4 separate regions of the Homo sapiens genome follow, and all the other regions are linked to region 1. The links are chromatin contacts, found by Hi-C in ENCODE. All regions are on one chromosome and are shown on one strand. The core of a region is the stretch at or near the end of the contact, and the rest is flanking DNA. Distances in the headings are between cores, read along the strand shown. Region 1 holds the start of YIPF5 (Yip1 domain family member 5). Region 2 holds the start of HDAC3 (histone deacetylase 3). Region 3 holds the start of DIAPH1 (diaphanous related formin 1). Region 4 holds the start of NDFIP1 (Nedd4 family interacting protein 1).

Region 1 (5,610 bases), core at 266-2,765:
GTTGTTGCTATTTTTGTTTGGAGGGGAGTGCGTTTTCTGTTTGTTTTATTGGGGTGGGGGGTGTTGAGAGAAAAGTTTTAAGTGAAATTTTATTGTTCCTTTGGAAACTAGTCCCCAACAATGGTCTGGCTTCTTTTGTGAGGGCCTCAGGATTTTGATCCCAGAATATAATGCAGTGGCTCATGATAAATTTTATTGCTATAAACCCTGAAGAAAGTTCTGCTCATTAGTTAATAGCATCTTATTTCGAGTCACAATATTCGGGATTCCACCATCTTGGGAAAGTGATTTAACACAGGAGCCAAAGCAATCATTTTCAAAAGAAAACAATTTAAACATCACTCATCAGTTCACAATCTTCACTTCTTTTAGAACCAACACACAAATCCCACAGGATATTTCCTGGCCCCTTCCTGTTATTCCAGCCTCAACTCCTATGTGGCTCCCCTCACTTGCTGTTCCAGTCACTCAGGTTCCACTTAGAAGAGTGGTTGACAAATTCAGCTAATGTTGCCCCCACCGCCCCCAAGGACATTTGGATTTGGCAATGTCTGGAGAGATTTTTAGCTGTCACAACTTGGTGGTGATGGTGGTGGTGGTTGGTTGGGGGGAGTACTGGCATCTAATGGCTAGAGATTAGGGATGCTACTGCTAAGCATCATGCACAGGGCAGCCCCCAATAAAGAAACATCCTGACTCAAAATGTTAATAATGCTGAAGTTCAGAGCTCGATTTTCATCTTTCCTCAGACCATGCTTCCCAGATCTTGCACACATTGTTCTCTTTGCCTAAAATATTCAGGCTATTTTCCCTTATCCTCCTTTCCCGTTGCCCTTTCTTCTCTTTTCTGGTCTTCTCTAACTCCCACTCACCCTTTGATAACCCTCTTATAGTGGCTTTACAGACTCTTCTTCCCAGATGAATGTTACTCTTTCAAAGAATTATGGAACACTAAAGAATATTAGTAGCAATTTCACATGCATTTGTATGTGTTCGATTACCCCTCTCCACCACCAACTCCAGGTGGGTAGATGTCACCTAGCTTATATTTACCACAGTATCCCCAGCAGCTAGCACAGAATGAATGAATACTTAATAGCTTCACTTACAAAAGGGAAATAGGGTAACCATCTCATTAGGTTGTAAAGATTAAATAATACATACAAACACTTTAGCACAGTGCTTGAATCACAGTAAATGCTGACACCGAGGCATTGTAGGCATTGTAGTTTGTGGACAGGAGAGGGGACTCCGTCTGTCTCATTTTAGCGCCTCCCAGTCTTCCTCCATCACCTAGGTCTGAGAAACTCCTCCTCCTACCTACGAGTAAGCAGCAATTGCTACGCCTGCGCTTTCCTGGTTCCACCCCTAACCAGGCTGCCGGAAGCACTTTCCTCTTTGGCACGGGCCAGCCGCAGGTTGGGTAGATACTGCGCAAGCTCCATACTCGTGTCTCCTCCTCCCGCCCACCGGTGCCCAACCTGCTAACACGCCTGCGCGAGCGGGCGTGCCCCGGAAGCCGTTCTTTGGCCCTGTGACACGTAGCAACGGGGCTGGTTCAGGGTCTGAAACAGAGTTTGGGGGTTGTTTGGGATTAGTGAAGCTACTGCCTTTGCCGCCAGCGCAGCCTCAGAGTTTGGTGAGTGACCCAGGCCCGTGGCACAGTGTTCAGCTTCTCTCCACACCCGTGCAAATGGGCTTGTTGCCGTCTTTCGGCGCCGCGCCCTGGTCCTTTCGCTCAGACCCTCGCTCTCATTCAAGCCCTTGCCCTGACGCGGTCCCCTGCACCTCAGGCGCGACCTTCCAGATTCTGCACTTTTTCCTGGCAGGCCGCAGGCCTTATTTTGCAAGGAAGCAGTCGCCTTGTCAGCTGTAAAGCCCAGTCCTAAGGTGAAAAATCATCTTTGTTGTTATTGATATTTTAGACCGCTTATGGAACCACAACTCCCACGACCTCGCCCCTAATGGAAGGCATATCAGCTCTTTAAGGTGGAGTTGTCTTACTGGGCCGCAACTTAAAAGAATATACATTTTCTTACTCTCTCTCCGCTACCGTCGTTCAAATGCTGCGTACTTTCCGCCCCCATCCCCTCTCCGAATTACTGAAAAAATATTTGTTGTGTTTCTATTTGCTTAAGCAGACTGCCAGGAACGAATTCAGTAGAACCTTGGGCATAAGGAATATTTGCCATTTCTCTTTTATTACAGATTATTTGCAATGTCAGGCTTTGAAAACTTAAACACGGATTTCTACCAGACAAGTTACAGCATCGATGATCAGTCACAGCAGTCCTATGATTATGGAGGAAGTGGAGGACCCTATAGCAAGTAACTTTTCATCTTTGGCAATTAATTTAGTCTACATTGCAGTGAAAACACATATTTAGAATATTTGGTTCTGCCTAAAACAATATGTGAACATGTCCTTTATCAGGAGTATGATCTTTCATGCATAATCTTCTTCCTCTAGAGAGATATGTGACACTGGCTTGGCTTCGAAGGTATTGTTCTATTTAAGAGTTGAGTGTCTTCTGCAAACTCTTCAGGTGTACCATGAATGGAAAAGTAGCTTGTTTGAAGAACTGTTTTCTAGTAACAGTATTTCTGTATTTAGAAGATGATGGGAGCTTCAGGTACCTAGGAGATAGGCTGTTAGTTCATAGGACCAGTGAAAAATTAAAGTATTTTGTTAGTAGTTAAATCAGTCCAACTCTGAGACTTTTATCAGTGCTAATTGAAAGTGCTTAGTGACATTATTTAATGATGTAAGCTCCTTATTACGAATCATCAGGCGATTTTCATACAGCAGTTGATAATCATTTTTATTACTCCTCCTTCTCAAACCCTTATGGTCAGTGCCACACGTGTTATAAGTTGCATACTGAGGAGGTTGACTCAAAGCCGTTAGCCTCTGAACATTTTTTTTTAAATGATCTTTTTATAGTACCTGGTGTTTGTGACAAAAATACATGAACTGAAGGCTTTCTAGCAATCTCACCTAAAACATCATCTCCTTAGTTTCTTAGGACCCTAGAGATAATCTTATCAGCTTCCTGTCAAATAAAGGAGCTTCCTATACTAGGATTGCTTAAACTTTTTTAGATGGTTCTGGATCTCTTTGAGAATCCTATTACAACTGGGCCTCTTTCCCATAAATACATGCATTCACTCAAACACCCAAATAAATGTGCATATATAACTTCAGACAATTCATGTGTTAAATGATGTTCATCATGGATCCCGAATTTGAAACCTCATAAAGACTGTTCCACGATGAGGGCAGGGGAAGGTTATGTATCTGTCAGTTTGTGAGAAACATGCAATACAGGAATGTGTTTGGATTAGAGTGCCCAAGAATTTAAAAAACAAAACAAAATTCAAATTCACTGTGGCTCTGTAATAGTGTCTGTCTTGGTTAGGCTATCCTTTCTAAAACATATAGTCTCTTTGAGTCTGCTTAATTTGGTATATTTTAAGGCTTTGTTTTCCCCTCTAAAACTTAACACATTTGAACAATGGGAGTGAGCATGTCAAAATACCCCGTGATTCATTTCTCTTTTCTGTTACTTAATTACATACCAATGAGGATTTATCTCTTTTGATAAATTAATGGGCAGAGTTGGAAAATTTGTATTGAGGTATTTCCATTCATTTATTTACCTAAATATGTATTTTTGGTGATTGCTCTGTGTATAGGAGAGCCAGAGTCCATCTAATAAATCCTTGCCTAAAGCAGCAACACAGCTTCGGAGAACCTGTCTCTCTATGCAGGCCTGTTTTTATCCGAATGGTTTTTATGATTAGAACTCAACAGAGCTATTCCATTTAGATTGCAGCCTACGAGATTTATCTGCCTCTGCTTTTCTTTTCTTTTCTGTCCTGTCCACGTTTGCATCACTTAAAAGGTGTGACTTACAGTCTCATTCCCTTTAACAGTCATTTCAGTTCTCCACACAGCAATTTAGATATTCTAAACAACTTGTTGCTGGTTAGCACCTGTTGCCAACTGTTCTCACAGTTTCATTCCAACCAAATCATGTACCAGTAAGCATTGCTTCAGTACTAGTGATGAAGTTTTATTCTGGGTGATTATATAACCATTATTGCTATAAACTTGGGTTTATAGATGATGCCTGGGAAAACAAGAAGCCTAATGTATTAACAGTAATAAATTTGAGTTTCTGAGATTTATTTTGTAAAAACTGGACTCTTCTGTGCGTACCTTCAAGTAGATCTGCAATCTAATGACATTTTAAATGTCCATCTCCGTTAACCAAATAATATTTTGTTTGATTTGCTAATTTAGTAACAAAGATCCGCTAATAACTTTTAGCTCTCCATTGGTGAAAATCTAGGTGCAAATAGCATATTACTTGCATTGTCTTTATGTTTTTAACTTGACTTGTTATTAGTACACAGTTCTGCATTTGCCATAATGAAGTCAGCTTTAACATTTTTTGGTTTCCTCTATAGGTGTTTCACAAGTATCATTCATAGATCCATTCACCAAAAAAACAAAAACAAAAAAGTATAAAAGGCCCTTTGATCATAATCTGTTGAGTTATATAAATGGAAAATTGGACAGGTTCCACATTGTATTCTAGATATGCTTATGAAATATATCATAATACCAAGTCACATTTTTTAAATTATGAAAGCTGTTATTTTTTTTCTTCTTTGACTTACCTGGTAGTATCTTTATGGAATATCTGAGGTTTTCCATGAACTTAGGTAACCAACCCAATATGTTAAGAGGCTTTGTCTTTGTTACTGGTACAGAGTACTTATGAGAGTATTGATTTAGTATCTGCTGCTTTTCATGTTGTTTTAGCCTGTAAAGATCGTGTCTGCCATACCATGTTTTAGTTTAAAACCAGCAGGAACAAGTCAGAAATTTTCCTGAATAGGTCCTGCCAGAAAAGGAAAATAGTAAAATTCTATGATATTGTCATTCTCACCTTTCCTCTTGAAGATGGAATGATGGTGCCACCTTTGAAACAATCAACTGCTTGCAGTACTTTTCTTCCTTACATGAAATTTATTGGTCTGTATCAGCAACTCTCAAAATTTAGGCTGTAGACTACAGAGGGTCCTTGAGACTCTTCTGAGATTCTTTAAAGTCAAAGTTATTTTCATAACAATACTAAGATATCATATACCTTTTTAGGTATGTTAACATTTGCAGTGCTGTTGCAAAAGTATTGATTGGTAAAACTGCTGGTACCTGAGTATGAATCAAGGTAGTGGCATCAAGTTGTTCTAGTAGTCATCATATTATTCATCACTCTATATACTTGTTAGAGAGTTGGCAGACAGTCAGTTTCATTTAAGGATTCTCTTGAGGAAGCAGTAAGAATTATCTTTTTATTAAACCCTGACCCTTTAGTACATATATTTCTTTAATATTCTTTGTGAAGAAATTTAGTGTTTACTGCATACTAAAGTACAATTACTGCCTCTACGAAAAGCACCTGTGCAAGCTGAACTGGCTGTTATTTCATGAAGACCATTTTTATTTGAAAGAACAACTGATAAACTATGGTTATTCAGACTTGAGCATTTGGCAGATATTTTCTCAAAAACGAATAGAGAGCCTCACCCCAAGGAAAA
Region 2 (5,467 bases), core at 1,386-3,885, 2.5 Mb after region 1:
GGCTGGAGGTGGCATCCACACTGGACAGCAGGGAGGAGGGGAGTGAGGGTAACATTTCCATTTCCCTTCATGTTTTGTTTCTTACGTTCTTTCAGCATGCTCCTTAAAACCCCAGAAGCCCCAATTTCCCCAAGCCCCATTTTTTCTTGTCTTTATCTAATAAACTCAATATTAAGATGTTAGTGACCATATGTTCTTCCTCCCAGGGCTGTTTGCTAAAAAGAACACTGCTTAACCCAAAGGAGTGGCACTAGAGGTGAATGTTAGGCTTGATGATATCTAGATGAGAGAGATGGTTTGAAGGAATCGCGATTTCTACAAAACAACTTTCTTCCTATAAGTTAGCCAGCTTTGCCCTTCCCCCAACCCCATACATGCAAGGAGGCTGGGAGAGGATTGTGCTGGAGGAGAGGATACTCTCCAAGGCAAGCTAAGTCATGCTGGCCCTTGTTTCCAGCTCACCTGGACAGCTGCACTGTCCCTTCTCCTTCACTGTCCCCCAGCATCTCCTTCAAGGCCTCAGCATTGGCTGAGGGAAGAAGGAAAAGAGGGAGTCAGTGGAGGTGGAGGTCAGGGCAAGAGAAGGTTGGAGAAGAGGGAGCAAGGGGCTATGCTAGACCCACCTTCATTCTGGATGATGCAGCGAACAATCCTCTCTACTGTGTCCTCATTCATGTCATCGTCCTCAGCTGAAGGATGAAAGAGATTGGCAAGGAAGCAGGAATGAGTCAGCTTTGGGGGAATATTACCTGGTGGCTCCCATCATTTATTGCTTAGGACATACCCTTTTACCTACTTGCTATCATGCTGGACCTCAGCATTTCAGGGACCAGAAAAGATGGGGACACCAATGCAAGCCCAAGACTACCATCCAGAGGACCGTTCCTGCCCATGCTGCTTTCTCTAGTTTTGCTTTCAGAGTGGTGTCACCCCACTTGCTAACTCAAGAGTGCATCACTAGGCTTCCTGAGCAGGTTTGATCAGGATTTGGCCTGGGTCTGTTGGTCAGGGAGGCAGAGGTGTGGGGAGAAGGGTGAAAGGTGACTGAGCCAGGGTTCCAGGCTCCTCACTCACGGGGCTGAAGCTGGGCATCGTCAGGCTCAGAGCCCCTCGACGTGCGGCAGCGGTAGCCCTTCTTCTTGAGCACGTGGCAGATCATGAAGCCTACCAGGCCCATGAGGAAGAAGACCAGCACAAGCAGGAAGAGCATATATAGCCCATGTTGGGGCGGTTCCAGGTCAGGCTGTGGTTCCGACATGAGGCCCTGGGGGGCGAGCGCGGGCCAGGGCGCCTCCTGGGTTTAGGGGGCTGCAGCTGGGAATGGGGGAGGGGTAGGAATGCCGTCCTCAGGATCTGAAACAAGCACGTCTAAGACGTCCGGCTGAGGTCCGGCCCCACCCCCTACCCAACCAGGGAGCTGTCCGGGCCAGGAGTGCTGTTTCGCCTTTCGGCAAGAGGTCAGCGGCAACGCAAGCTCTCTACCACGACCCTGGTCCCGCTTCCCCGACGCCCCGAGCGTTCCCCTTTCCAGCTTGTTCGCGCTTCTGTCCCTCCCAAGGACACTGCAGCACGAGATGGGACGGCATTCTTAGGCGGCGGGAGCAGAAATCCTGCCTGAGTCAGCGCCCGCACCTCCTCCACGCCGGCCTGAGCCAGGCCTCTGCAGCCCCTTCCTCTCAGTACTCCCGCACCCCTCTCCCTTTTTGGTTTCTCCCACCCTGACCACCTGGCCGACCCGGTACCGGTGATTTGGTTCTGGTTCCGGCTTCTGCTGGGGTTCCGGCTCCAGGGGCGTCCTAGTGCGGCTCAGGGCCCCCGACGCCCTTCCGGCGCTCATCCCTTGATTCCTCCCCTCCCCCTTCGCCGCCTCACCGGCCCCGGGCTGTGGCTGCGGATACCCGCGCCGTGGCAGGCGGGGGGAGGGAAGAACAGAGAAGGATGCGGGCTGGCTGAGAGCGGTGGCAGGCTCCGGGCAACTCCGGCCCTGGGTCAGGGAGATCGCCTCCGCAGCCGCCCTGGCTTCCCAAATGCCTTCACCCGTCGCGGGCCCAGGACCAGGGGGCGGAGCGCAGGTGTGCGGGGCGGAGAGCGTGAGCTCTGCGCGCGCGTGACTGCGCCGGGCCCCCCCGGGGCAATGTGCGGCGCCGAGTCTGGGTCCGGGTAGGGGACAGGCGGTCCGGCGTGGGTGTTGTCCACTGGTCTATCCGGTACGCCTGGCGCAGCTCCTGCCCTCAGATGCCCCGACCGAGCGGAGAGTCAGGAATCTTCTCCGAGGGCTGGGGGAAGCCGGCTTTCCGCACCTTTGAGGGACGGAGTGGCGGGATCTTCGGAGCTTCCTAGAGAAGTGACCACGGCCTGCGCCCGGTTTGGGGCAAGCGGCTGGATGGGATGGCTCGGCTTCCCGAGGATCTGACCCCCGGCCGGAGACAAATGGCCCTCGCATCCTAGGAGCTATGCTGCCAGTTCCCTGCCCAACCCGGGACGCTCAAAGCCCCAGATACCGGGAGAGCTGAGCCGGGCGAGGGGCGGAGCTCCCCTGGGGGCGTGGCCTGGGTGTGGATGGAGGCGGGGCCGCAACGCCCAGTTCCGCAGAGGCCGGCTACGTGCTTGCGCAGCACGCACGGCCGGGGAGGGGCTGGCGGCGGCCGCGGGCGGCGGGCGGCGGAGGTGCGGGGCCTGCTCCCGCCGGCACCATGGCCAAGACCGTGGCCTATTTCTACGACCCCGACGTGGGCAACTTCCACTACGGTGAGGAAACAGGGATATGCATGAGGGGTTGGGACACGGAGGTTTTGAGGCGGGGTTGCAACTCCAGGGGTGAGAGCTGACGAACTCTCTTCTCCCCACCCCCAGGAGCTGGACACCCTATGAAGCCCCATCGCCTGGCATTGACCCATAGCCTGGTCCTGCATTACGGTCTCTATAAGAAGATGATCGTGAGTTCCGCCGCCTCGGCCGGGGGTTGGGGGGTGGGGCGAGCTGTGGCCGTAGGGATAGGTGGGCTGGACTGAGTGCATGAAGTGCGACCCGCCCCTAGAGTATCGGGGAGCTGGATAGAAGTCACCAGGAGTACCTTGAAAGTGCAGGGTGTTGGGGGTGGCGTCCTCTGCTTAATGGAAAGTACTTTCTCACCTCAGGTCGGCCACCCTCTGACTGTAGGCACACTAGCCCTTGGCCTAGGGTTAGCGTGATGTGGGGCTGGTTTGAAGACAGAAGGTGTGTTCCTCCTCTGCATTTTAGAGTGTGGATAGGGCCTTGGCCTCAGGAATTAGGGTTAGGGGAGCGGATATCACTGTATCAGGGTGTGAGGTTTACCCTCAGTTCCCACTCCTCTTTTACCACCTTTCTTTACCTCCAAGGAGCTAGGGCTCCAGGGTGGAACGATGCTGCCGTCTTTGTAAATGTGTATGTGCGTGTGGAACAGAGGCGATATTTTAGATATTCCTTTTTCAGCCTGGAATACCTCTACATGGTTCTGCTTAATCGCTATCCAGTTTTTCATCTACCAGACATACACATGCTGTCTTCCCAGCTTGGAATTTATGGCTGTGATATGGGATAGTAACAGTTAAGCCACGCCAGGCGTGGTGGCCCATGCCTGTAATCCCAGCACTTTGGGAGGTTGAAATGGGGGGGATCGCTTGAGGCCAGGAGTTGGAGACCAGCTTGGGCCACAGTGGGACCCACATCTACAAAAAATAAAAATAAAAAAAGTAGCCATGTGCGGTGGGTGTGCCTGTAGTCCCAACTACTTGGGAGGCCGAGGCGAGAGGATGGCTTGGGCCCAGGAGTTTAAAGTTACAGTGATCTATGATCAGCAGCCTGAGTTGACAGGGAGGACCTTGTCTCAAAAGAAAAAATAAGACAAAACAGCTAAACCCAGGCTTTATGTGTTGCTAGGGAAACTAGTGAACAATATGAATGAATGTTCATTGCTTGTGCCAAGGCACAGACAAATGGACTGGTCATAGAAAAGACTGAGGTGATGTTAGTGCAGGAATCTATATCCCTTGAGATTGTTTGCCTGTATGTACCTGTGTGCATTTTCTGGGAGAAGAAAAGCTCTTTCTTGTGCAGTTTTCAAAGAGGTGTGACACATCCCCCTGACCTTCCAAAGATAATAAATCTTTGATTTTAATTAGAAAGTTGACATATATCCCATATATTTGACTCCAGAAAGAAGAATCCAGAGGAAAGAGGACAGAATCAGAGCTTGGGGGAGGAGATGAGCATGGAGAGAACTGGGAATAGGAGATTCCAAGGAACAGGGCAGGTGGATCAGGGCTCAAAGTTGAGAAGGTACGATAGGCTGAGCTGGAGGTGGAAAGGAAAAGAAGTGGTCTTCAGGGGGCTCATTTGTAATAACTTACCTGGTTAATCGGAGTCTCTCTACTGACTTAAGGATTGTGGGATGAGGGGAATGCTATGTTTGGCTTCATATAGTCTCCAGGACTGGGTTCAGTATGGGTGGTCTGAGCCTGTGGAGTGGGGCTGACCCTGCCTGGGTTCATCTTGTGTCTCCATCCCGAGGTCTTCAAGCCATACCAGGCCTCCCAACATGACATGTGCCGCTTCCACTCCGAGGACTACATTGACTTCCTGCAGAGAGTCAGCCCCACCAATATGCAAGGCTTCACCAAGAGTCTTAATGCCTTCAACGTAGGCGATGACTGGTGAGGGAGGACTGGGAGTTTTGATGTCTAACAGTTTAATGCCAAGCCCTTCAGTGAGGTCTTTTGGCAGCAGTGGGAAGATCTCAAGGGGGGCCTACTTGTCAATGCATCATAATTCATTTTATTTGTTTATTCAATAAATATTTATTGGTCACTTGTTCTAGGCAGGCCCTGTGCTAAGTGCTGGGAATGCAGTGATGAACAAAAACAAAATTTTAATATCGTATTTTTGCTAAGTCTTATAAAGAGGAGGTGTATGACAGATTATGAGAGTGTATACGTGGAGGATTGTTTAGCTTGGTGGAGTGGCTGGTCGGTGGGGCCTTCCTAGAGGAAGTAAAGATTGAGCTGAGATCTGAAAAAAGAGTAGAAGTAATCAGATGAAAGATGGTTGGAGGGTGAGGGGAGAAGTATAGCAGGCAGTAGGGACAAGTGCTAAGGGTCTGTGGTAGGACTGAGTATGACTCATTTGAGGAACAGAAAAAAGGCCAAGTGCAGAGTATGAAGAGGAGGTGAACTGAATTGAGGCTAAAGAAATAGGACCTTTTAAAAGCAAACAGCTCTATTATGAATTGGGGTTTTTACCCGTAGAGTAGAGGGAAGCTATCAAAGTGTTTTAAAAAGCAAGGGATCTTAAGAGGGCTATGGGCAGTTAAAAAAACAAAAAAAACAACGAAGGAGTGGTTTGATATCATTAGGTTTACATTGAGCTTGTATCATCCATAGAAGAGTCAGGGTTAGACCCTCTGGGGAAGAGAGTGGACAACAAAGATAAGCCACACTCTACTCTATAT
Region 3 (5,937 bases), core at 1,350-3,849, 2.6 Mb after region 1:
GGTGCTGGGAGAAGATTAGAACTTAGAGTGAGATCCTGACCTCTCTCCCCTTGCTTTGCAGGCCAGAGGCACCCAATGAGTTCTATGATGGAGACCATGACAATGACAAGGAAAGCGATGTGGAGATTTAAGAGTGGCTTGGGATGCTGTGTCCCAAGGAATTTCTTTTCACCTCTTGGTTGGGCTGGAGGGAAAAGGAGTGGCTCCTAGAGTCCTGGGGGTCACCCCAGGGCTTTTGCTGACTCTGGGAAAGAGTCTGGAGACCACATTTGGTTCTCGAACCATCTACCTGCTTTTCCTCTCTCTCCCAAGGCCTGACAATGGTACCTATTAGGGATGAGATACAGACAAGGATAGCTATCTGGGACATTATTGGCAGTGGGCCCTGGAGGCCAGTCCCTAGCCCCCCTTGCCCCTTATTTCTTCCCTGCTTCCCTCGAACCCAGAGATTTTTGAGGGATGAACGGGTAGACAAGGACTGAGATTGCCTCTGACTTCCTCCTCCCCTGGGTTCTGACTTCTTCCTCCCCTTGCTTCCAGGGAAGATGAAGAGAGAGAGATTTGGAAGGGGCTCTGGCTCCCTAACACCTGAATCCCAGATGATGGGAAGTATGTTTTCAAGTGTGGGGAGGATATGAAAATGTTCTGTTCTCACTTTTGGCTTTATGTCCATTTTACCACTGTTTTTATCCAATAAACTAAGTCGGTATTTTTTGTACCTTTCGCCTTTCTAGGAATGTTAATTCTTGCTAGTTTCCTATTTATGAAAGGAGAGGGAAATGGGCATGATGATGCATGTAATAAAAGCATAGTTAACATTCATTCAGCACTTATCCTACGTTAGGCCCTGTGTATGTATTCTACATTTATTATTGTAAATATAAGAAGTTAATAGAGGATTTTGGTTAAGAGTTAGACAAACCTGGGCAGATTTGAGAGGAGTAGAAGATGACTTCAGGTTTTTGAATCTGGGTGTTTAGAGTAGTGATGCTAGTTGGTGAAGATACACTGAGATAAAACATGTTAAGTGCTTAGCACAGTGCCTGACAGAAGAAGTTGCCCATTATCTGTCTATGTGAAGAACAATGCTAAATACTGTAGTAGCCACAAACATGAACCTTTCTCTAGAAGAGTTTACATTCCAGTCAGTAGTATGATAAATATTGTAGCAGATACAGACTGATACAAGAAAGAGGACTGATAGATGGGTCACTTCCTCCCCTCCATTCTCTGATTCTGTCTGTTCTCAACACTAGCTTAGAAAGTAGCTTTTGGACTTTTTAGACAAAATGTCTGGAAAGCTCAGCACTAAGTCAAGTTTGAAGTATGGGATGGACAGCTCTATGTAACATTCTATCCGATCACCATCAGAAGGTCTGGACCACAAGAGAGATGAATGCCAAATTTAGGAGCCAGCCAGCTTGGCAGAGTCCCTGGTATATCTCAGGCCCTTGACTAGGTACTGGGGCTCTAGAGTAAGTAAGTCACTGACTCTGCCCTTCAGGAACTTATGCTTGAAATCTTGCTAGCTGTGGTCAAGAATATTCAGTCCATATTGTGAAGGCCGACTGGTAGCCACGTAACTGTCACACAAGGGACAGATGTAGCTGGGAGAATGGATGAAATTGCTTAGGGAGAAAGTCATGCTAGAAGAGCAAAGAATATACTCTTGGAGAATACTCATTCTTTTCACTCATGTTTGGTTTATGTCAGTGGGGAATCCTGGTTAAACATAGGGTTTGGCAGCAAATCAGACTAAGCTGGGTTTAAATTTTATATCAATTATGCGTTCTTGGGCAAGTCACTTCAACTCTCAAAAGTCCAAATTTACTATTTATAAAATGGTGAGGCTAGCAGAATCTATCACATGGGACTGTGGGGACTTAGAAAAATACATGTAGAGTGTTTGCCTAGTGCCTAGCAGAGAGCAAAGGGCATGGTTAAGTGGTAACTGTTATTGCTGTTTAGGCACATGTTGGCAATAATTAGTTTGTCCTGATTAGAAACAATTAGATGGTACCTAACCTGGAATTCGAACTAGGAAATTAAACTCCAGAGCGAGTCTGGTTTAGTCTAGTGCTTGCCCTGGACCGAGCTCTGTTCTTGCTACCTTGCTTTCAAAACATGGTGGCTATCACTATAATTTTTTTCATGTGTTCCATGGGTATTGCACACATTGAAAACTGCATTCTCTTGGAAAACCTGTCACTAATTTTCTGCCAGGATAATGGTCTCACGCGATTTTTGGTCTGGGATGTGAGAGGGTCCAGGCTGTCAGGCTGTACAGCCACGTGGGCGCTGCGTGGGAGCCAGAGGCCTGCGCTGCTCCAACCGCCAGGGGGCGGTGCTCTCCGCCGCGGCCGCGGAGAGCTGCACCGCCCACTCACCACCCCCCCCCACGTGGGTCCGAATGGTTAGGTCCGCTGGGCAGGTAGCGCGCTTCCGCGGCTTCCCTCCGCCCCTCTCCCTTCCCCCATTGGTAGGGGCTGCGGGTCCGGGCGGAAGTGGGGCAGGCGGGCGGGAGCGAGGCGTCGTCGTTGTATATTCATGAGGCGCGCGCAGCCCGGCATGCTAATGAGGCGGGGCGCGGCGGCTGGCTAAAGAGCGACTGGGCGGCGGCGGGCGCGGAGCTGCCAGGCGGGAGCGGCGTAGGCGCGGGGTCGCCGGCCAGCGTGAACCGGGACATGGAGCCGCCCGGCGGGAGCCTGGGGCCCGGCCGCGGGACCCGGGACAAGAAGAAGGGCCGGAGCCCAGATGAGCTGCCCTCGGCGGGCGGCGACGGCGGCAAATCTAAGAAATTTGTGAGTGTCCCTCCCATCCCGCTCCTGCCTGGCCCCGTAACCGCCCTCTGGACCCCTGCAGCCGGCCCCTGGGGCGCCTGCCCGGCTTTGGGGAGCCGCCCCCGCGCCTTCCTTCCTCGTTTCGCTCGGTCCGCAGCTCTGCAGCCCGACATCCTCTCCCTTCGGGACCTCGGGAAGCCCCGGAATCCCACCCGGCTCTTGCCCCGGCCACCTCGGGGCTTCCCTCGTTCCCCAGCCCTTACATTCTGCCCTCCCGCCCGCATATCCCCGGCCGGCTCTCAGCCCCGTCTCTCCCCTCTCAGCCTCACTTCCTTTCTTCTTCCTCCAGTACCCGAACACGCCTCCTCTTTTTTGGTCCCCTCTTCTGGGTCCATTTTCTCTTCTTAACCTTACACCTTTTTTGGTATTCTCGTATTTCCTTCTCCTAAAGGTCACTTCCTTCTCCATGATTCATCCTTTTTACCTGCTAACTTTCCTCCCGCCCAGTCCCCCGTGGGCCCTCCGCCCGGTGTCACTTGATAATCCTTCCCCTGAGGAATGTTACCTGACTTGAGCCCTACCCCCAACTCCTTCTTTGGACGTTTGTCCTTGCGATTACAGGAATGGGCTCCTGCCCAGGTCCTATGGTCACTGGGGCATGACGTTTATTTGTTTACCAGTATTCCTCTCTCCAGAGAACCTCTCTCTTTGCCCTGTTGCTTATCACTTTTCAGAGGATTAGAACTCTCATGATTGTGCCCTTCTTGACCTAGGATGGTGATAAACCTCTCCTGTGGGAAGAAAGTTGGACTGCGAGTTCAAGAAGTTTGTAATTGAATTGTTTTTTATACATTTCCCATGATAACCGTCTCCTCTACTCCTTTTCTACTGCCTCTTGTGCCCCAAGGCGACTATCGGCTTCCCTTTGCGTGCCTGTAGAAGAGTAAGCTTTCCTCAAGTGCCAGTTACTTTCAATCCGAGTGAAGGAATAGTGATATACATGTAACCCTATCATATTTCATTACCTTTTGCCCACACCAACGCCTCTCTCCAGGGAGCCGTTTGGTTGCTTTTTTGCTATAAAAGCTTTGTAAGATACGGGGCACTGTCCAGGAGAGGAAAAGTCTTGGATATTGATGATCATTATAATAGCTAGTTATAACTGTAGCTCTTTTGTCTTCTCTTCCAGGTATTTATGCCCTTACACTAGTGTATCTTTCTACTAAACAAATGGCTTGTAACTCTTAGTCCCACCTCCCAACATTTTGACCCAGCTCCACAAATTTGGGAAGAAAACTGATAAAGCGATGGAAACAGGAAGAAAATGTTGTTTTATGACCTAGAGGGTTGAGATGTTAACCCTGGAGGGTTAGATGTTTAATTCTAAATAGAATTAAAATAGTGACTCATCTCTTCCTATTTCTAGCAAGACCAAGTGCTCCTGGACTGCCCTTTCCAGTGATATCTGAGATGTCAGTAACCATCTGTTTTTATCTGGTGAACATCTTTTTTTCCCCCCCTAGAAATATAAGGTTAAGGGTATTGACACCCCCTCCTTCTTTGGTGACTAAAGCAGCATTTTTGTATGTTTCTTTAGGATAAGAATTGACCCCTCCCCCCCGTTAGCTTTCCTTCCAAAACTTAAGTTCTAGGGCTCATATTCCTTCTATTTCTGTATCTTTTTGTTTTGATTTTATTTCCATGAGTACTGTTTGACCTTCCTCACCCAAATTCCAGCTATTGCTGCTGACTTGTGGTGACCTCAGTGACTTGTTTTCATGTCTTGAGTAGAATTTTATATGTACTCTATTTTATCTAACAATTATTTCACGAACTTGTGAAGTCTACTATGTGTGTGGTACTGTAAGGTGAGAAACCTGAGGAAGCTCAACCCCTTTTCACCTGTCTTTTGGAATGTCCATGAAGTCTTCTATATGTTTAATGGATTTGGCTCAGGGTTGTAGGTATTTGCTTTAGAGAGGATGGAGCTGAACCAAGTTCTCTTTTCTTTCTGCGGTGTTAGTCTTAACCCTTAATCTGCTGAATTTTTAAAACTAAATAGCTCAGGTAATGAGGAAAATTGCATTAGTAGCTACGGAATTGGAAGGTTTCTAGGAAAGTAGTGCTGCTTAACCCTTTTATTGCCAAATGTAACCTATCTCAAGGCATCAGAATATTCTTTCTTCCTCTTGCTCCTTTTATGAGAACTCTGTGGAAATGAGAGATGAGGAGGAGCATTGCAATCCACTTCTCTTTGTGTCTGTGTATGTATACGTGGGTGGGTGGAGTGGGCGAGATTGCTGGTGTGCTTTTGATACCCGTGGCTTAGTTTTCTTGAACTATAGGCTAAAACTGAACTCAAAGGTCTTTCGCCGCCTCCACCTTTTCTAGAGTATGTGTCCTCTGGAACTCCATTAAGAATGTACTGTATAAAACTGCACTGGTTTGGACTAAGTGTGCCCGAAGGTTGTTTGCATTTGAGGGTTTATAATTCCTTTAGCTGCTACATACCTTTCCTGGCTTATGCAGGTTCTAAATACGGATTAACTGGTGAGAACACAGAGCTCACAAATTGTCTGAGATCTGCTCTTACCCTCTGAGGCATCTTGTGTGGAAAGGAGATGGACCCTCAGTTTAAAAGTGGTTGGGCATCATCTTTTAAAAACACATGATTGTTAGACGTGCTGACAGTGAGTGGCTGAAGCCAGGCTGCCTGGTATTACCCCTTGGTTCTTCATGAGTCTGTCTTCTCCTGGGCCATGAGCATACCCCTTCTCCGGCATTATTCCATTTCCTTTCACAAGTCCTTAAGATGAAGGAAAATAAAAATTTTAGGTGAACAGAGGGTTTTCTGACTTTTCAGCAGTGATCAATGTGGGTGTCAAATAGACTGATTTCCAAAATATACGTAAGGGGAATAAGTAGAACCGGGATGTTAGGAGGCTGCAGAGTATTCTTACATTTAATAGACTTTGTATGCACTCTCATATAATCGAGAAAGTGATGCATTGTAAGAGAGAATATTGCTTCCTGATTTAACTAGGAGCATTAGCGAGAATTTTTTTTTTCTTTTTTTGAGATGGAGTCTCGCTCTGTTGCCCAGGCTGGAGTGCAGTGGTGCAATCTCAGCTCACTGCAAGCTCCGCCTCCCGGGTTC
Region 4 (5,895 bases), core at 1,222-3,721, 2.1 Mb after region 1:
TCTAGCATGCCTTTGTAGATACATGTGCATGATACACATGTGCAAATGTATGAATGCACATGTCTGAGAACAAGATACACATGGACACGTGCAAAAGTATGTGCAAGTATGATCGGGGCTCATAAAACTGCACACAAATGTACAAAGATATGTCTGTATACGTATATATGGGTACATAAGAGAATACATATGCATGTGTATATATCTGCTAATGCATACACCTATATCTGGACTGTGAGCCTGTGTTTTAAGTAGGTGAGTGTGTGTATATCCTTATAATCACTACTTAGCAGCCTGTGACCTTGAGGCAAGTTACTGAGCCACTTTGAGTCTTTGACAATGAGAACAAACCCTGGTTCATAAGGGTTTGGTATGAATTAAAAGAAAAAAAAAATGGATGTAAATTACTTAATACTGTGATTGTTGCATAAAAAAATCAATATTAGCTTTCCTGCATTCCTTATCTGTACACACATATACTGATCTATAACTATGTATATTTACATAGCTATAAACCCACAAGAATGCACATTAAAATATTACCTTTGGTTATCTATTTGGTTTTTGTTTAGGGAGGGTTTTGCAGTTTTTTGGGCTTTCATCTTTTACAATTTTTCTAGGAAGATTTTTTTCTCTTTTTTTTATACTTCAATTCTGCATAATTAAAAAATATTAAATGCCACACTAAGGAATACATGATTTTGATACTCCAGCAAATTTTTTATATTCTAGCAGTATGTCAGCATTACCTAATAGCTCAAGAAGATGGCAGTACAAAGAAAAACCACAGCTCTTTTGCTCGTTAGCCTTATCCAAGTCAGGATGAAAAGGATGAAATCAGATGACAGTATACAGTAGGGGTGATTTGCAAACACTGTGGTGACAGTTAAGTGGCATCTGTTATTCCCATTTTATTAAAGCAGTAAGGAACCCGCAGGCTGCCCAAGGTCATAGAAAAAAAGCATGTGCTAGATCCATGTGCTCTGAAGAGATCTAAGGATTAACTGCATTGCCACAATTTGGGCCGTGTTTATAAAACCAAGAAGTGAAATTCTTAACTAGTCATTTTGGGAGTCCAAGCCTGAGTGGGGACGGATTGCAACACATGGCTGATGATAGCAAAACAAACCAGTAACCGGCCGGCCGCACCAGGGTTAATCTACGTTTTCATCGTACTGGCTGGCTTTCCTTACTTCTAAAATATAAAATTGTAGATCGTCTAAGATAGGACATTTTATTTGATAAAAGGAGGATTGACATCTGTATGCACCGAAAGCATCTGAAACATGACAAACACAAGCCGTTATTTGCGGTTCCAATCAACATCAGTTTACCACCTGGCTCAATTCCCACCATTACTGTATGTTAGATTAACACTTCCAAAAACCCTGCAGAAGGTCTCTAAATTTCCTGGGGGAACTTAGCTACAGACGCGGAGTGAAACAAGCAGCTCTTTTCCCTGGGGCCTCAATGTATTAAATCAAACCCGAGAAAATGATCCAATCATTTCCTATACATTTCCTCCCCAGCTATGCCATCAAATCTCTTAAAACGTCACTTCCAAGCATTTAAAATACACCCGGCACACGCCCTGCAGACTTCATCGTAGCTCTCCCTTTTGGGGCATCACCACAGCCAAACATCGCCTCTTCCAAATCTACTGCAAACTGCGGGCTTGTCTCTTGCTTCATTTTTTACTTTTGTCTTAAAACGGAGGCGAGGGGGATGGGTTTCGACAAACTAGGCTCTGAAACCCTGAGCAATAGCATCTTGCTGTGGGGAGCTATCGGCAGCAGCAGAGATTTTAATCTTTTCTCTCCACCCAGTTTCCGTTTCATGCTTTTTTCTTTCTTTCTTTTCCAATGACATCAAACCAAAGGTGGAAAAATGAAAAACGAATGCCTCAGATCGATGCCGCCTGTGGGTCGCGGGTTCTGACTCAGGGACCCGCCCGCCCTGGGAAATGCGGGAAACGAGGCCGGGAGGAGGACTTTCCACCGCCGGAGTCCCACCTGGGGTCGCAGACGGGCAGGCCGGGCCCGTGGCAGCCTCGAATCCGAGCCCGGGGCCCGACCCGCCCCTCCAGGCCCAGCGCGGCCTGCCAAGCCCCGGCGTCGAGTTGGCCGCGGGCCGGCCAGAGAGGCCTGAGGCGGCCAGCGGGCAGGGCAGAGCCAGGGACCGGAGTTCGGGGCTGGAGTCGGGCGCCGCTTACCTGCTGGTACCGGCTGCCGCAGGCCGGCTCGACCGCCGCCAGCGCCGCCAACGCCAACGCCATGGCGCAGCCGGCAGCAGGGAAGCAGAGCGAGCGAGCGAGCTAGCTGAAGGGGCGCGGCCGCTGCGGCTTGGGAGCGCTGGGAGGCCGAGGGGGACGCGCCTTGGGTGGGTCTCGATGGCCGCCGCCGCTCCCGGGCGAGACGCTCTTCTCAGGCTGTAAGCACCGCCGCCGCCGCCGAGGCTCCGACGCGGCCCCTGGGGAAGAGGCGGGGACTACGACGACGGCGCTGCGCCGCCGCCCCACCCCCGACTCGCGCCGCCCTGCCCGGCCCGGCCCGGCCTAGCCTAGTCCTGCGCCGCCGCCCCGAGGTGCACCGGCCCTGGTGTAGTTGCTCCGACGACCTGAGCCTCCGAGGCTCAAGTGTTGTATTCGATTCCACTAAAAACGAATTACTAACAGGCCAGCCCAAAGCAAGGGCGATGCTGCTGATGAGCACCTCGTGCCAAGCACTGAGCTTCACCTACGTGCCCTCATCCAGCCTTCAGCACAACCGCCCTGACGCAGGGACCACAACCCCATTCTCGAGGTCGTTGGCAACCAGAGAGGTTGACAATCTTCACAGCAGCGACCTGATCCCTCGTGTCTGGCAGCAGAATCGTGGTTCTTATTCACTCCCTTCTTTTATCTGCCGTACTCATAAACCAGGGGTCAGCCAGCGACAGGGAGGGGGCCAAATCCGGTCTGCCACCATGACTGTGAAAAGTACATGAAATTCAAGTTTCAGTGTCCATAAATAAAGTTTTATTGGAACACAGCAGCACCCATTTGTTTGGTATGGCCTGCAAACCCTATAATACTTGCTATCTGACATTTTACAGAAAAAGTTTGCTAACCCTAAATCCTTGAGAACTGCTTGGATCTCAAATCCTACTTAGGGTGGATGATTATAATAGCATCCTCATGTTTATGCCATCCTTTAGTATTTTAACAGCCTCATCTGCGGAATCGGAAACAATATTTTCCAAAAAAGCTCCCTGACTCGGTGACATGAAGTCAAAACTTGAAGGGTTTGGCCATGCTAAAGGCTTTCCCGACCACAGGAACAGGTGCAAAGGGCGGTCCAGAGAGAGATTGTCTTGTGGAAGAACAGAAAGGAGGCTGGCATAGCTGCCATATAGGAGATACAATTATCAGTGTTTCACAGATGAGGAAGTTATGCCCAAAGAAATTAAATATCTCACCCAATGACACAGAGCTACTAAGGGGTGAAGCTGGAATACAACTCCATTAAGCCAGCTTTCTTACCCAGTATTGCACAACTAAATTATAAGCTTTGTGAAGACAAGAGTATTTGTCTTTTAAATCTTATTACCTCCCAATGCCATGTAGCACAGTATAGCTATATAGCAGGCTTGCAAGGTCTGTTTCTTTCACACCCAGCCATCTGCAATTGCTTCTACCCACATGTCCTACAGAGAAAAACAAAATCTTCCATCTCTGAAGCTTGTTGCAATTCCCATTTCTTCTTCATTGCCTTTCCAAGTTGGCAGTGTAGAGGTTATATTAATATGATTATTGTCTTAGCTTCTAATTTTGAAGTTTAGTTAATTATGTATTTTAAAAGAGAACTGTGTTTAGAACACACCCTGAGGTTTCTGTATATATGAGAAAATTGTAATCAATAAAAACTCTAGATGTTTACCATCTTCACTTTGAGTTCTCTCTCAGCATCCAAACTCCTCTATATCTGTCGCTATTTCCAAGTATTAGTCTCACATATTAACATGCTGGGAGAGCGAACAAATGTAGCAACATTCCAAGCTCTCAAGTCTATTTAGAGCCTCCTTACTCTGTCCCTCAGTTGTTGTTTATAATCCAGAAAAACAACATTTAAATGTAATCAGGTACAGTGAATCAAACATAATGTCCTGCCATGTAGTCTTGTATAAAGGGTGCAAAAATCTAATTTGAAATTTTTTAAAATGTCAGCAGTGGAAAGTAGAAATCCAGACTTCTTTGTCCAGATTGTCTACATTTACGTGTAAGAAAGAATAAAAAAGAATGTCCACTGGGCACAGTGGCTCACATCTGTAATCTCAGCACTTTGAGAGCCTGAGACTCGAGGATCACGTGAGCCCAGGAGCCAGGAGTTCGAGACCAACCTGGGCAACATAGTGAGACACAATCTCTGAAAAAAAAAAAGAAAAAGAAAAAAGAATTTGTCGGCCTACCACATAAGGCTATTGGAGCAACAACTGCAATCTTTATGCATGTCTGCAGTGCTGTGGCTTTTGTGGAAAAGATGTTGCTACCCTTCTATTTCTTTCCTAAATTACTTTCTCCCTCAATATCTATATACTCCCTGCATGTGGACACAAATATTTATCATAATATAAATAACAGGCTTTATCATAGAAATATTTTGCATTGAAAGTAAAAGAAAATTGATCTCCAACTTCTAATCTCCTTTTCCTATGTCCTCAACCAAAATGTTTTGTAGTCACGGTAAAGATTTTGGTCTTTTTTTTCTTGAGTTCCCCAAAGCCTCTAATAAGTAAATTGAGATTATTTGCCTTGATTTGATGGGTGGATAAATTGGAGAATTGAGAAATTGAGTCACTGCTATATTAGGCCTCCAGCTGGCAGGCAAATTGTACAACGAAGGGGAAAACTGAATTTCTGGCTCACAGATCCATGCCTGGTGCAAGCCAAGCAGACAGAGAAGATAATCCAAAGCCATAAAAATTGTGCTCTTTGGCTTCATCTCGAGATGTTGTCAAGAGAGTTTCCACAGAGAAAGTTATTAATTTCAGATTGCTGCACTTAGAAACTTATTTCCCCACAGAATAACAGTAATACTTTCCATGTGCAGTACTGCATATGTGAATTGCTGACTCTGAATCATCCCTCCTGAGAGAGAAAAGAAACATGGACAAGTATAAGCATAACTCATGTCCGTATCCCTTTCCCCCTGCAATATAGATACAAATCTCTAGGATAAATGTGACCTTCTGTCTTTCATATCCACATGAGGCTTGACCTAGGTAGTGCAGAGCTCAGTAAGTAACCAAGAAGGGTTTGTTAAATGTGTTAAATTTAGACAAAAGCCTCATTAGTCTAATATCTCATTTGAGGCCTTGAACTTCTCCAGCTAGTCTTCACAGGGCTCCAATTAAACCATGAAGTTTTATTTCTATGACTTACTACTTCTTTTAATTCTCACTACATTACCACAAGGTTCATTAAGAGCAAAAGGTAATATCTTCATATTACAAATAAAGAAATTATCCACTGATAATTACTACTGTTATGGAGCACTTCCAGAATCTTGGACCTGATGGTACATCATCTGCTTAATCTTCATAACAAACCCATTCTGCAGATTCTTGAAGAGACTCAGGAAATTTACATAACCTACTCAGCTTTGTGAGCGGTGGAGTCGAAACGCAAACTGGGATTTGTCTGGCTCCAAAATGTATGCACTGCTTTGGGTGTGGAGAGAAATACGGGACATAAATAGACAGGAGATAGAAAGTTCTAACCTTTGGAGTCTTCATGATGAAATAGAGATGATAGTAAACACTTATTTGAGACATTTTTAAAATATAAAACTTACAAGTTATTTACAACTGTGTTGAGCTATATTAACTAATGCTGAGAGATAGTGAAGAGAATTATGT

Evidence for each region. Hi-C counts contacts between places; a loop is a spot of excess contacts on that map. Pooled maps may share reads with other maps.
Region 2: a map of CD4-positive, alpha-beta T cell shows a loop between it and region 1 (5-fold over the local background). The contact joins the promoter of HDAC3 here to the promoter of YIPF5 in region 1. A Hi-C loop is called at or near these places in 2 of 168 maps with a recorded cell type or tissue (CD4-positive, alpha-beta T cell and naive thymus-derived CD4-positive, alpha-beta T cell), 1 of 37 single-sample maps with no recorded cell type and 12 of 50 pooled maps.
Region 3: a pooled map shows a loop between it and region 1 (22-fold over the local background). The contact joins the promoter of DIAPH1 here to the promoter of YIPF5 in region 1. A Hi-C loop is called at or near these places in 7 of 50 pooled maps.
Region 4: a pooled map shows a loop between it and region 1 (4-fold over the local background). The contact joins the promoter of NDFIP1 here to the promoter of YIPF5 in region 1. A Hi-C loop is called at or near these places in 2 of 168 maps with a recorded cell type or tissue (CD4-positive, alpha-beta memory T cell and CD8-positive, alpha-beta T cell) and 8 of 50 pooled maps.

What each region holds. Positions count from the first base shown.
Region 1 is chr5:144,166,564-144,172,173 of GRCh38, reverse strand. YIPF5 (Yip1 domain family member 5) reads left to right here and starts at 1,515. Exons shown (of 6, transcript NM_030799.9): 1 at 1,515-1,639; 2 at 2,209-2,328. The coding sequence starts at 2,219. KCTD16 (potassium channel tetramerization domain containing 16) reads right to left here and starts at 1,301. Exons shown (of 4, transcript NM_020768.4): 1 at 1,165-1,301. RefSeq lists an enhancer at 1,374-1,653.
Region 2 is chr5:141,634,017-141,639,483 of GRCh38, reverse strand. HDAC3 (histone deacetylase 3) reads left to right here and starts at 2,635. Exons shown (of 15, transcript NM_003883.4): 1 at 2,635-2,748; 2 at 2,854-2,936; 3 at 4,531-4,673. The coding sequence starts at 2,694. RELL2 (RELT like 2) reads right to left here and starts at 2,487. Exons shown (of 7, transcript NM_173828.5): 1 at 1,075-2,487; 2 at 624-689; 3 at 463-529; 4 at 1-20. The coding sequence starts at 1,258. It overlaps FCHSD1 (FCH and double SH3 domains 1), which reads left to right. Exons shown (of 20, transcript NM_033449.3): 20 at 1-182. RefSeq lists enhancers at 1,079-1,198, 1,899-1,948, 5,186-5,315 and silencers at 2,459-2,748, 2,809-2,858, 2,868-3,162.
Region 3 is chr5:141,615,662-141,621,598 of GRCh38, reverse strand. It overlaps DIAPH1 (diaphanous related formin 1), which reads left to right and starts at 2,599. Exons shown (of 28, transcript NM_005219.5): 1 at 2,599-2,801. The coding sequence starts at 2,685. HDAC3 (histone deacetylase 3) reads left to right here. Exons shown (of 15, transcript NM_003883.4): 15 at 62-718. The coding sequence ends at 131. RefSeq lists silencers at 2,245-2,904, 2,965-3,014, 2,825-3,021.
Region 4 is chr5:142,105,355-142,111,249 of GRCh38, reverse strand. NDFIP1 (Nedd4 family interacting protein 1) reads right to left here and starts at 2,471. Exons shown (of 8, transcript NM_030571.4): 1 at 2,213-2,471. The coding sequence starts at 2,275. RefSeq lists silencers at 2,042-2,111, 2,182-2,311, 2,372-2,641 and an enhancer at 2,219-2,720.